Regions from separate parts of the Homo sapiens genome. Here region 1 is linked to region 2. A link is an interaction called in ENCODE POLR2A ChIA-PET data of the cell type or tissue named here. Cell type or tissue: PC-3. All regions are shown on one strand. Links, peaks and the distances in the headings refer to the core of each region. The heading gives the core; the rest is flanking DNA. Region 1 overlaps ARSG (arylsulfatase G). Region 2 holds the start of C17orf58 (chromosome 17 open reading frame 58).

What was found. ChIA-PET counts read pairs that join two places held together with the same protein. Peaks named below come from ENCODE experiments on the same cell type or tissue, not always from the same donor. Only the 100,000 strongest peaks of a DNase experiment are listed, where the experiment ranks them.
Region 1: POLR2A ChIA-PET joins it to region 2 with 12 read pairs; 2 of 35 experiments call an interaction of 5 or more read pairs at or near these places.

Annotation. Positions count from the first base shown.
Region 1 is chr17:68,325,826-68,331,203 of GRCh38, reverse strand. All of the region lies in intron 2 of ARSG (arylsulfatase G), which reads right to left. Among named protein-coding and RNA genes, the nearest start is that of ARSG, 37 kb to the right of the region's middle. In PC-3, for the core only: no CTCF peak of the experiment used is centred there; a DNase peak (open chromatin) is centred at 2,333; H3K27ac peaks cover 1,432 bases.
Region 2 is chr17:67,996,301-68,001,678 of GRCh38, reverse strand. It overlaps C17orf58 (chromosome 17 open reading frame 58), which reads left to right and starts at 5,210. Exons shown (of 4, transcript NM_001382359.1): 1 at 5,210-5,378. In PC-3, for the core only: no CTCF peak of the experiment used is centred there; a DNase peak (open chromatin) is centred at 2,178; H3K4me3 peaks cover 336 bases.

The sequences.
Region 1 (5,378 bases), core at 104-5,103, 330 kb before region 2:
AAGAAAGAAAGAAAGAAAGAAAGAAACCCTGTCTTTGCTAAAATACAAAAAATTAGCTGGATGTGGTGGTGGGCGCCTATAGTCCCAGCTACTCGGGAGGCTGAGACACGAGAATTGCTTGAACCCAGGAGGCAGATGTTGCAGTGAGCTGAGATCATGCCACTGCACTCCAGCCTGGGTGACAGAGTAACACTCTGTCCCCGCCCACCACCTCCCCCCCCCCCCGCAAAAAAAAAGAAATAAAGAAAAGTAAAGAAAAGAAAAAGGTAAAGAAAATGCAGCGTCCCTGGTTCAAGAATCACTAAAAATTTTAAGACAGAGACAGCAAAGCCTGCAACCAAGCACAGGGTCTAAGTGTGCAACTGCCCAGGCCACAGTGCCCCTAAAGCTAGCCCTCCACAATGCCATCAGCCTTGTCTTAAATCTCTCAGCCCAATGGGCTTCCCAGGCCAGGAGAAAACTGCTTGTTGGTCTCAGGGCCCCAGACAGCGCTCCCATGTGGCATGTGGTTGCTTCCTTTGCCAGTTTCTGCAAGTTTATCTGGGCTTTCTTTAGATTTTTCCCTACATACCAGCTATTCCTATACCAATCTTCCCTCTCAGTAAATAGCACCCCCCACCCTGTCACTCAAGTCACAGTCATCTGAGGTTTCTCTCATTCCCTCCTGCCTCTCCACAGCTAAATTATTAGCATGTCCTATCAACTCAACTTCCAAATATATCCAGAATCTATCCATTTCTCTCCATCTATCTGCTCATGTCCTGGTCCAAGCTACCACCACCTTGTACCCAGATCCTAGGGCCATCATGTCAAACAACCCAAGGGCCACCATTCACACCACAGTCCAGAGGTGAGCAATATACAGTCTCCCCAGCTATAAGTGGCAGCCCTACTTACTCCCCACTTCCAATTCCTGTCTCCAATTCCCCCTCCCCTCATTTTCCATGGTGCATCCAAAGTCATCTTTAAACTTTTTCTTTTTCTTTTTTTTTTTGAGATGGAGCCTCACTCTGCCACCCAGGCTGGAGTGCAGTGGCTCGATCTCAGCTCACTACAACCTCCACTTCCAGGGTTCAAGTGGTTCTCCTGCCTCAGCCTCCCAAGTAGCTGGGATTACAGGCACATGCCACCACACCCAGCTAATTTTTGTATTTTTAATAGAGACAGGGTTTCACCATGTTAGCCAGGCTGGTCTCGAACCCCCAACCTCAGGTGATCCACCCGTCTTGGCTTCCCAAAGTGCTGGGATTTCAGGAGTGAGCCACCACACCCAGCGTCTTTGAAAATGATTATCACCTAGCATGAGTACATACAGCCCAGGATAGCTTGAATGCGGCCCAACACAAATTCATAAACTTTCTTAAAACATTGATTTTTTTGTGATTTTTTTTAGCTTATCAGTTATCGTTAATGTTAGAGTATTTTATATGTGGCCCAAGACAATTCTTCTTCCAACATGGCCCAGGGAAGCCAAAAGATTAGACACCCCTGCGATTAGTCCCTGGCTGGAAACCCTTTCATGGGTTCTTATTGCAGTCAAAGCAAATTCGAAGTCAGCACGGTCTACAGGCCCTCCATCACAGCCTCCCAGCAGGGGAGCTGGAGCACAGTTAGGCCCAAATGAACCAAAAGTTTTCTTAGACTGTGCTCATCTCAGCCCCTGGGGCAGCCAGTGGGGCCTGGGGCAACTCGAGGCACCAGAGCTGTCCAATGTGGGCTCTGTCTGTTACCCGCCCAGCTCCACGGAAAGCAGTCCCCTTACAGCACAATGTGGAGACAGCCCTCCACTGCCAGCCTCAGTGGAGGTCCTTGGAAAGGGGCACAAATATCACTAATTTCCAGATGTGACATGACACGGGAAAGGTGGGAACTCACCACCCCAGTGATCTGGACCCTGTGTGGCATCAAACCCCTCCTCCCCAAGCTCTCTCCCGTCCAGCCAGACAAGGTGAGTTGCTTTTTCTAGAACACCCCCAGCTGGTTCTGGCCTCAGGCCCTTTTCTTGTTCCCTCTGTCCTAATCACTCTGCTCTGGTCTCCACATGGCTGGCCCCTCTTGGTCAGCTGGACTTCAGCTCTCATTTCACCTCCTGGGGAGGTCTCCCTGACCCGGCTACACCCGCAGCAGCACTGTTCGAGTTTGTCCCTAACCCTTATCATATCTGACTTTATCTTGTTCAGGGATTTGTCTTTTTGCTGCTGCTGGCTCCCTTATCCAGATTAGAGTTCCACAAGAGCAGAGGTATGTCTGCCTAGTCTCATCACTGCCCTGGGGTGTAATTCCAGACCTCAAGAATGCTGTTTTTCCACCATCAGCAGCTCAGGTCCTGCACTCTACCTCGTAAGACCTGTTTCTTCCAGTCTGGTGGGAAAGCCATAGCCTGCATCGACACTGGCTTCCTCAGCTGGGTTCTCTGCAGGTCCCATGACTTCATCCCTCCAGCATCTAGGCATGTAGACCTGAAGACACCACTGGACATCCCTCCCTTTGTTCATCTCTCTGCCTCCAAACAGACACATGCGTATCACCTGCCATCTCAAACCTTTCACCTACAAGCTCCTGGTCTAGTTCAACCAACCACGACAGAGCTAGCTGGGGAGCTACAGCCCTTTCCATCAACGAGTTTATACTCTAGCAGAACTGTCATATGTGGATAATAAGAGAAAATAAGATGAGCCCTATCTGAGAAATACAAAGAAAATGCTATGGGAGGCAGAGTGATAAGAAAATTAAAGGCACGGAAAGACAAGCCTGGGTCCAAATACGACCCCAACTCTGTCTAGTGTGAGACTAGACAGGTAACTCAATCTAAGCCTCAGTTATCTTCTTCTGCAAAATGGGCATAATCAGACCTATCTCATCAAGTTATTTGAAGAATTCCATAAGGTGATGTACATAAAGTAATTAGCAAAGCATCCAGCACAGAGTAGGTTTTTAAAATTCATGGCAGGCAACATGATGACTGCCATCACCAGCTAAATGGGAGAAAGAGAACATTTCAGTGTGTGGAGGGGCAATAAGTGAGCGGGATGTGAGTGGATGGAACTCTGGGGGTGAGTGGCATTTCGATGCTGCTGCTGCTATCCTGGTATCATGTACACTGCCACACGTATGTCACATGTCAACTCAGACTCAACATGCACTGAACCAAGCTCAGCATTCTCCCTCCAAAAGCTGTGACCACCCCCTCCTGGTCAAGCAGTGGCACTGAGGCAGTAGAGACCAAGGCATTATCTTCAAGTCTCTCTGCCACTTCCTGCATCCTTCAGATCCTCCTCATTCCCAATGACGCCACCCAGGATCAAAATGATGGTTGTCCCTCACCCGAAGCACTCTCTCTAACCCATGGTAGCACGCTGATTGGTCATGCCATTTTGTAGCCCCAAGTCTCAGCCACCATAACCCGTCATGCTCTGGCTCAACCTACCTATCAGCCTCTGAGCCATGGCTGCTTGCTGTGGGTTGGGCTGCGTCCCCCCAAAAGATATGTTGAAGTCCTGAGCCCTCTACCTTAGAATGTGAATGTAATTAGAAAAAGGGTGATTGCAGAGGTAATTTTAAGTTAAGATGAGATTATACCGAAGTAGAGTGGGTCTTGATGCAATGTAACTGTTGTCCTTATTTTAGAAGAGCAGAGAGACACAGAGAAGAGAATGCTGCGAAGACACAGAGACACACAGAGGGAAGATGGCCATGTGAAGAAGAGGCAGAGATGAAAATGATGCCAGCACAAGCCAAGGAATGCCTGGAGCTACCAAAAGCTGGAAGAGGAAAGGAAGGAACTTCTCCTAGCGCTGTGGAGGGAGTGTGGCTCTGCCAACACCTTGATCTTGAACTTCTAGACTCCAGCATTGTAAGATAATATATTTTGGTGGTTGTAAGCTACTCAATTTGTGGTACTGTGTTACAGCAGGCCTCAAAACGAGTACACCTCCCTGCGTGTCTCCAGGGTCCAGCTCAACAGTATTCTTTTTCCTGGAACATCTGGAATCCCTCCCTCCCCCACGCCCCACTCAACTCTCCAGCTCAACATGTTAACTCTGTTGTATCTCTGCTAAATAATGCATTACCCTCTTCTTGCCCTTCCAAACTCCTACTTGTCCTTCAGAACCTACTATTATCACAAAGTCTTTCCTTACCCTCCAGGAGGATAAGCCCTGACTTTGACTTCGGAAGCACGTGAAACTGTCTTGCAGCCTTTTCATGTCTAATGTAGACATCTGCCTGTTGTCTGAGCACTGACTATTGCTACCATCAGTTGTGTTTTGCTGTAGAGCATCCACTCTTTCTCTGGCCACTCCTTCCACATGACTCATGGGGCTGCTGACGACTGTTGCTTGATGCACAACCACCCACCCCAACCCACCACAAGAAGTATTAGTTTCCAGGTGTGACACAACACGGGAAAGGTGGGAACTTGCCACCTCAGTGATCTGGACCCCGTTTGGCATCAACTCCCCTCCTCCCCAAGCTCTCTCCCCTCCAGCCAGACAAGGTGAGTTGCTTTTACTTTCTGCTTTTTTTGTTTGTTTGTTTTTTAGACGGAGTTTCGCTCTTGTCACCCAGGCTGGAGTGCAATGGCACGATCTCGGCTGACCACAACCTCCGCCTCCCAGGTTCAAGAGATTCTTCTGCCTCAGCCTCCCAAGTAGCTGGGACTATAGGCATGGGCCACCACGCCTGGCTAATTTTTGTATTTAGAGTAGAGACGGAGTTTCACCATCTTGGCCAGGCTGGTCTCAAACTCCTGACCTCAAGATCCATCCACCTGGGCCTCCAAAAGTGCTGGAATTACAGGTGTGAGCCACCGCGCCAGGCTGAGTTGTTTTTTCTAGAACACTTCCAGCTGGCTCTGGCCTCAGGCCCTTTTTGTGTTCCCTCTGTCCTGATCACTCTGCTCTGGTCTCCACAGGGCTGGCCCCTCCTGGTCAGCTGGGCTTCAGCTCTCATTTCGCCTCCTGGGGAGATCTCCCTGACCCGGCTACACCTGCAGCAGCACTGTTCGAGTTTGTCCCTAACCCTTATCATATCTGACTTTATCTTGTTCAGGGATTTGTCTTCTTGCTGCTGCTGGCTCCCTTATCTAGGTTAGAGTTCCACAAGAGCAGAGGTATGTCTGCCTAGTCTTGTCACTGCCCTAGGGTATAATTCCAGACCTCAGGAACGCTGTTTCTCCACCAACAGCAGCTCGGGTCCTGCACTCTACCTGGTGAGACCTAATGATAGTTTCCCATGTAATGTCCCACCTGGATACTAATGCAGTGTGGGACTCCACTGCATGCTAATCAAACTAGCACAAGCTTCTGTCCTTGGTGAACTGGCCCATGACCCATGAGCCAAGCAGGGCTATTGTGAATTTAAACTTGGAATTTTCTGAA
Region 2 (5,378 bases), core at 106-5,105:
CGAGACTCCGTCTCAAAAAAAAAAAAAAGAAAAAGAGCTTAGTAGTTTTTCTAGACACCTACTAAAACCAGTCAGAAAATATAAAAGAAAAAATATGCTATCCACATTACATCAAAAATATAAAATACCCAGGAATTAAATCTAAGAAGAAATGTTTAGAGCTTAGACGAAGAAAATGATAATACCCTAGCCGGGCACGGTGGCTCACGCCTGTAATACCAGCATTTTGGGAGGCCAAGGCGGGGGGATCACTTTAGGCCAGGAATTTGAGAGCAGCCTGTCCAACATGTCGAAACCGGGTCTCTACTAAAAATATACAAATTAGCCAGGCATGGTGGTGTGTGCCTATGATCCCAGCTACTCAGGAGGCTGAGACAGGAGAGTCGATTGAACCTGGGAGGTGGAGGTTGCAGTGAGCCAAGGTTGCAGTGAGCCAAGATCGCACTACTGTACTCCAGCCTGGGCTACAGAGCCAGACTCCATCTCAAAAAAATTAAAAAAATAAAAAAATATACTGTCTATGTTAAAGATGATAGCTCAGATTTCAGATTTAGGAAGGGATGGATTTATCTGTCAATTGGATTAGACAACTTTCTGTTACTCAAGAAAAAATTAAAATTAGATTCTTACATCAGACTACAATACCAAAATAAATTCCAGATGGAATCAAGATTTAACTATAAGCATTATAAAAATATACGGAGATTTTATATATATATATATATATATATATATATATATGCGCGTGTGTGTATATATATGTGTGTGTGTGTGTGTGTATATATATATATATATATATATATATATATATATATATATATATATATATATAATTTTGATTTCAAGAAAGTCTTTCTCGGCCAGGCGCAGTGGCTCACACCTGTAATCCCAGCACTTTGGGAGGCTAAGTAGGGTGGATCACAAGGTCAGGAGTTCAAGATCAGCCTGGCCAACATGGTGAAATCCCGTCTCTACTAAAAATACAAAATTAGCCGGGCGTGGTGGAGCATGCCTGTAATCCCAGCTACTGGGGAGGCTGAGGCAGGAGAATTGCTTGAACCCAGGAGGCAGAGGTTGCAGTCAGCCAAGATGGCGCCATTGCATCCAGCCTGGGCAACAAGAGCGAAAATCCGCCTCAAAAAAAAAAATTTTTGATGGATTTTATGATACATAATTTTAAAGTTCTATGGCAAAAATCACTAAAAGGTTTTAACAAACAAAATTTTGACAGGAAATATTTGGAACATATATAGACAAACCATATGAACAGGCAATTAACAAAAGAAGAAATGCAAATGGCCAATAAATCTATGAAAAAAATGTAAAATTTCACCTGCCATTAAAGAAATGTGCATTAAAACGAAGATAATTTTTTTTTTTTTTTTTTTTCTGAGACGGAGTCTCGCTCTGTCACCCAGGCTGGAGTGCAGTGGCATGATCTCGGCCCACTGCAACCTCTGCCTCCCGGGTTCAAGTGAGTCTCCTGCCTCAGCCTCTTGAATAGCTGGGATTACAGGTGCATACCACCACACCCAACTAATTTTTGTATTTTCAGTAAGAGATGGGGTTTCACCATGTTGGCCAGGCTGGTCTTGGACTCCTGACCTCAAATGATCTGCCTTCCTCAGCCTCCCAAAGTATTGGGATTACAGGAGTGAGCCACTGCACCTGGCCCCCACCCCCATCTCTATTAAAATAAGAGAAAAGAAACATAAAATAACGAACCAACAAAATAATAATACAACTCATTGTAAGTAAAATGCTATCCTGAGTTCTGTGAGTCACTCTAGAGAATTCAAGTTCTCTAGAATTACCACCTCAGCTGGCTATTTTATTTTTATTTTTATTTTGTAGAGACAGTTTCACCATGTTGCCCAGGCTGGTCTTGAATTCCTAAACTCAAGTGATCCGCCCGCCTCAACCTTCCAAAGTGCCAGGATTACATGTGTGAGCCACTGCGCCTGGACTTCAAATTCTTTATTATACAACACAGAGTAGATGCTCAATAAATATCTGCTAAGCAGAAACACACACTCAAAATACCAGAAATTATCAAGGAAGGGAATGCCAGTTGGTCTCTTGGGTTCTTCCTCCTGACAGGTATACACACCTATTGCAGAGACAAACACTTAGGCTGTCAGAAACCAATACTGTTAAACATTCCAATCAGGTGACAAACTCCCCAGGCTCTGGTTTATATTACCAAGCACCCTGAGGATAACTTGGCTTCCTCTGTGGCTTGTTTATAGAAAGAGAATGCTACCCAGGCTGACATGAGTTTGCATTTCTGATTTGATTTCTCATTGTAAATTAATAAACTGGCATTCTGGCTACATAGATCAGTCTCTTTGAACTCTTTGTACCTTCCACCATTAGTGTGGTTTCTTTTTTTTCTTCTTCTTCTTTTTTGAGACGAAGTCTCGCTCTTGTCCCCTAGGCTGGAGTGCGATGGTGCGATCTCGGCTCACTGCAACCTCCGCCTCCCGGGTTCAAGCGATTCTCCTGCCTCAGCCTACCAAGTAGCTGGGATTACAGGCACCTGCCACCATGCCTGGCTATTTTTGTATTTTTAGTAGAGACAGGGTTTCACCATGTTGGTCAGGCTGGTCTCAAACTCCTGACCTCAGGTGATCCGCCCACCTCAGCCTCCCAAAGGGCTGAGATTACAGGCGTGAGCCACCGCGCCTGGCCCATTAGTGTGATTTCTAAGGCTCAAGCCAGACACTGCCCAAGACCCAGGACTGGACTCTGGCAGGTTCTTCCAGCTGGTGCCACCCCAGGAGCCTCTGGGAGCCCCTGGGAGCCATCCAGCCTGCTCCCTGCCTCTACATTTCAGGGTGTGGGTTTCAGGGCATTCACAACATTCCTGCAACAGAAGAGTTTCGGGAACACCCCCAATAGGTTCTGGGTGATTTGAATGTAATGGTAAGAAGGTATGTTAGAGATGTGGTTGTAACTGAGAAATCTTAAGCCTAGTGAATTTTATTCCACTTGACTTAAAGAAAGAGCACGTGAAAGAAGGGGATCTGAGGACATCTATAAACAGGGCCCCAAGGGCATGAATTTACTAGTGTTTATCTGGTCTTGTCTAGGGTCTGGAGACCCTGACTCTGGTATACCCAAGCTTTGCAGGGGCTGTAGAGGTTTACTCTTTTGGATGGAGAATATAATTCACTCCTCTAACACCTGAATGAGGGAAGATTAGCTCATCTCCTTAGCTGCAATTTGATTTAATGCTCAACAGGCAAATTTCTTTTCTTTTTTTTCTTTTTCTTTTTCTTTTTTTTTTTTTTTTTTTGAGACAGAGTCCTGTGCTGTTGCCCAGGCTGGAGTGTAGTGGCGCAGTCTTGGCTCACTGCAACTTCTGCCTCCTGGGTTCAAGCGATTCTCCTCCCTCAGCCTCCCAAGTAGCTGGGATTACAGGTGCCCGCCACCATGACTCGCTAATTTTTGTATTTTTAGTAGATATGGGGTTTTACTATGTTGGCCAGGCTGGTCTCGAACTCCTGACCTCGTGATCTGCCCACCTTGGCCTCCCAGAGTGTTGGGATTACAGGTTGAGCCACCGCACCCAGCCAGCAAATTTATTTTCTTTGATTTAATGCTCAACAGGCAAACTTCTTTCCTCCTCCTCCTCCTCTTCCTCCTCTCCTTCTTTTTTTTTTTTTTTTTTTTTTTTGAGACAGAGTCTCACTCTGTCACCCAGGCTGGAGGGCAGGGCAGTGGCGCCACACTGCAAGCTCCGCCTCCCAGGTTCACGCCAGTCTCCTGCCTCAGCCTCCTGAGTAGCTGGGACTACAGGCGCCCGCCACCACGCCCGGCTAATTTTTTGTATTTTCAGTAGAGACGGGGTTTCACTGTGTCAGCCAGGATGGTCTGGATCTCCTGGCCTCGTGATCGACCCACCTTGTCCTCCCAAAGTGCTGGGATTACAGGCGTGAGCCACCACACCTGGCCCTGCTCTCCTTCTTCTTCTTCTTCGTTCTCCTCCTCCTCCTCTTTTTTTTTTTCTTTTTGAGACAAAAGTCTCACTCTATCACCCAGGCTGGAGTGCAATGGCATAGTCTCAGCTCACTGCAACCTTTGCCTCCCAGGTTCAAGCGATTCTCCTGCCTCAGCCTCCTGAGTAGCTGGGACTACAGGTGTGTGCCACCACACCCTGCTAACTTTTTTGTAATTTTAGTAGAGACAGGGTTGCACTAATTTGGCCAGGCTGGTCTTGAACTCCTGACCTCGTGATCCGCCTGCCTTGGCCTCCCAAAATGCTGGGATTACAGGCGTGAGCCACTGTGCCTGGCTCCTCCTCTTTCTTTTCTTTCTTCTTCTTCTTCTTCTTCTTTTTTTTTTTTTTTTTTTTTTGAGACAGGGCCTCTCTCTGTCACCCAGGCTGGAGTGCAGTGGCACAATCTCGGCTCACTGCAACCTCCACCTCCTAGGCTCAAGTGATCCTCCCACCTCAGCCTCCCAAGTGGCTGGGACCACAGATGCGAGCCACCATGCCTGGCTAATTTTTGTATTTTTTGTAGAGACAGGTTCTCTCCATGTTGCTCAGGCTGGTCTTGAACTCCTGAGCTCAAGAGATCCTCCTGTCTCGGGCTCCCAAAGTACTGGGATTACAGGCATGAACCACCCTGCCTGGCCTCAACAGGCAACATTCTGATTAATAATTAGACCTCTGGGCCCGGCGTGGTGGCTCATGCTGTAATCCCAGCACTTTGGGAGGCCAAGGTGGGTGGATCACTTGAGGTCAGGAGTTTGAGACCAGCCTGGCCAACACGGTGAAATCCCGTCTCTGCTAAAAATACAAAAATTAGCCTCGCATGGTGGCATATGCCTGTAATCCCAGCTACTTGAGAGGCTGAGGCACGAGAATCGCTTTAGTCCGGGAGGCAGAGGTTACAATGAGCTGTGATATATAATGAAACAGTTTTACTAAGGAAGCAGTGACTTGGTTTCTCTAGAAATTGCCTAACACACACATTCCAGGATACATTCTCTGTCATCTGGAATCTCCCTTCCACAAACCCACGCTGTCTTAAGCACTATTTTCCTATTTGTTGTTGACCTAATCTAGAAAAAAGCTCCCGTCACTCGTTCTCCCCCACCCAGTCCCTCAGTCCCGAAACACGCTTATTCTCTGCACTTGTCACCCCACCCTTTGCTGCCCCCACCCCAGCGCGCAAACGCACACAGGTTTAAAGTTTAGGCTGTGATGCTCTCCTCGCCCGCAGATCACAGGACAGACATTCCCGGGGACAACTTTGCAAGGCCATGTGCTCGTCCTCCTTAGGAAGGAAGAGGGAGAAATCCCTGCGGCTCGGTTTTGTTCCAATGGTCTGCTCAGCGAGTGATTCCCGTTTCCCCAAAGGCTGCCCCTC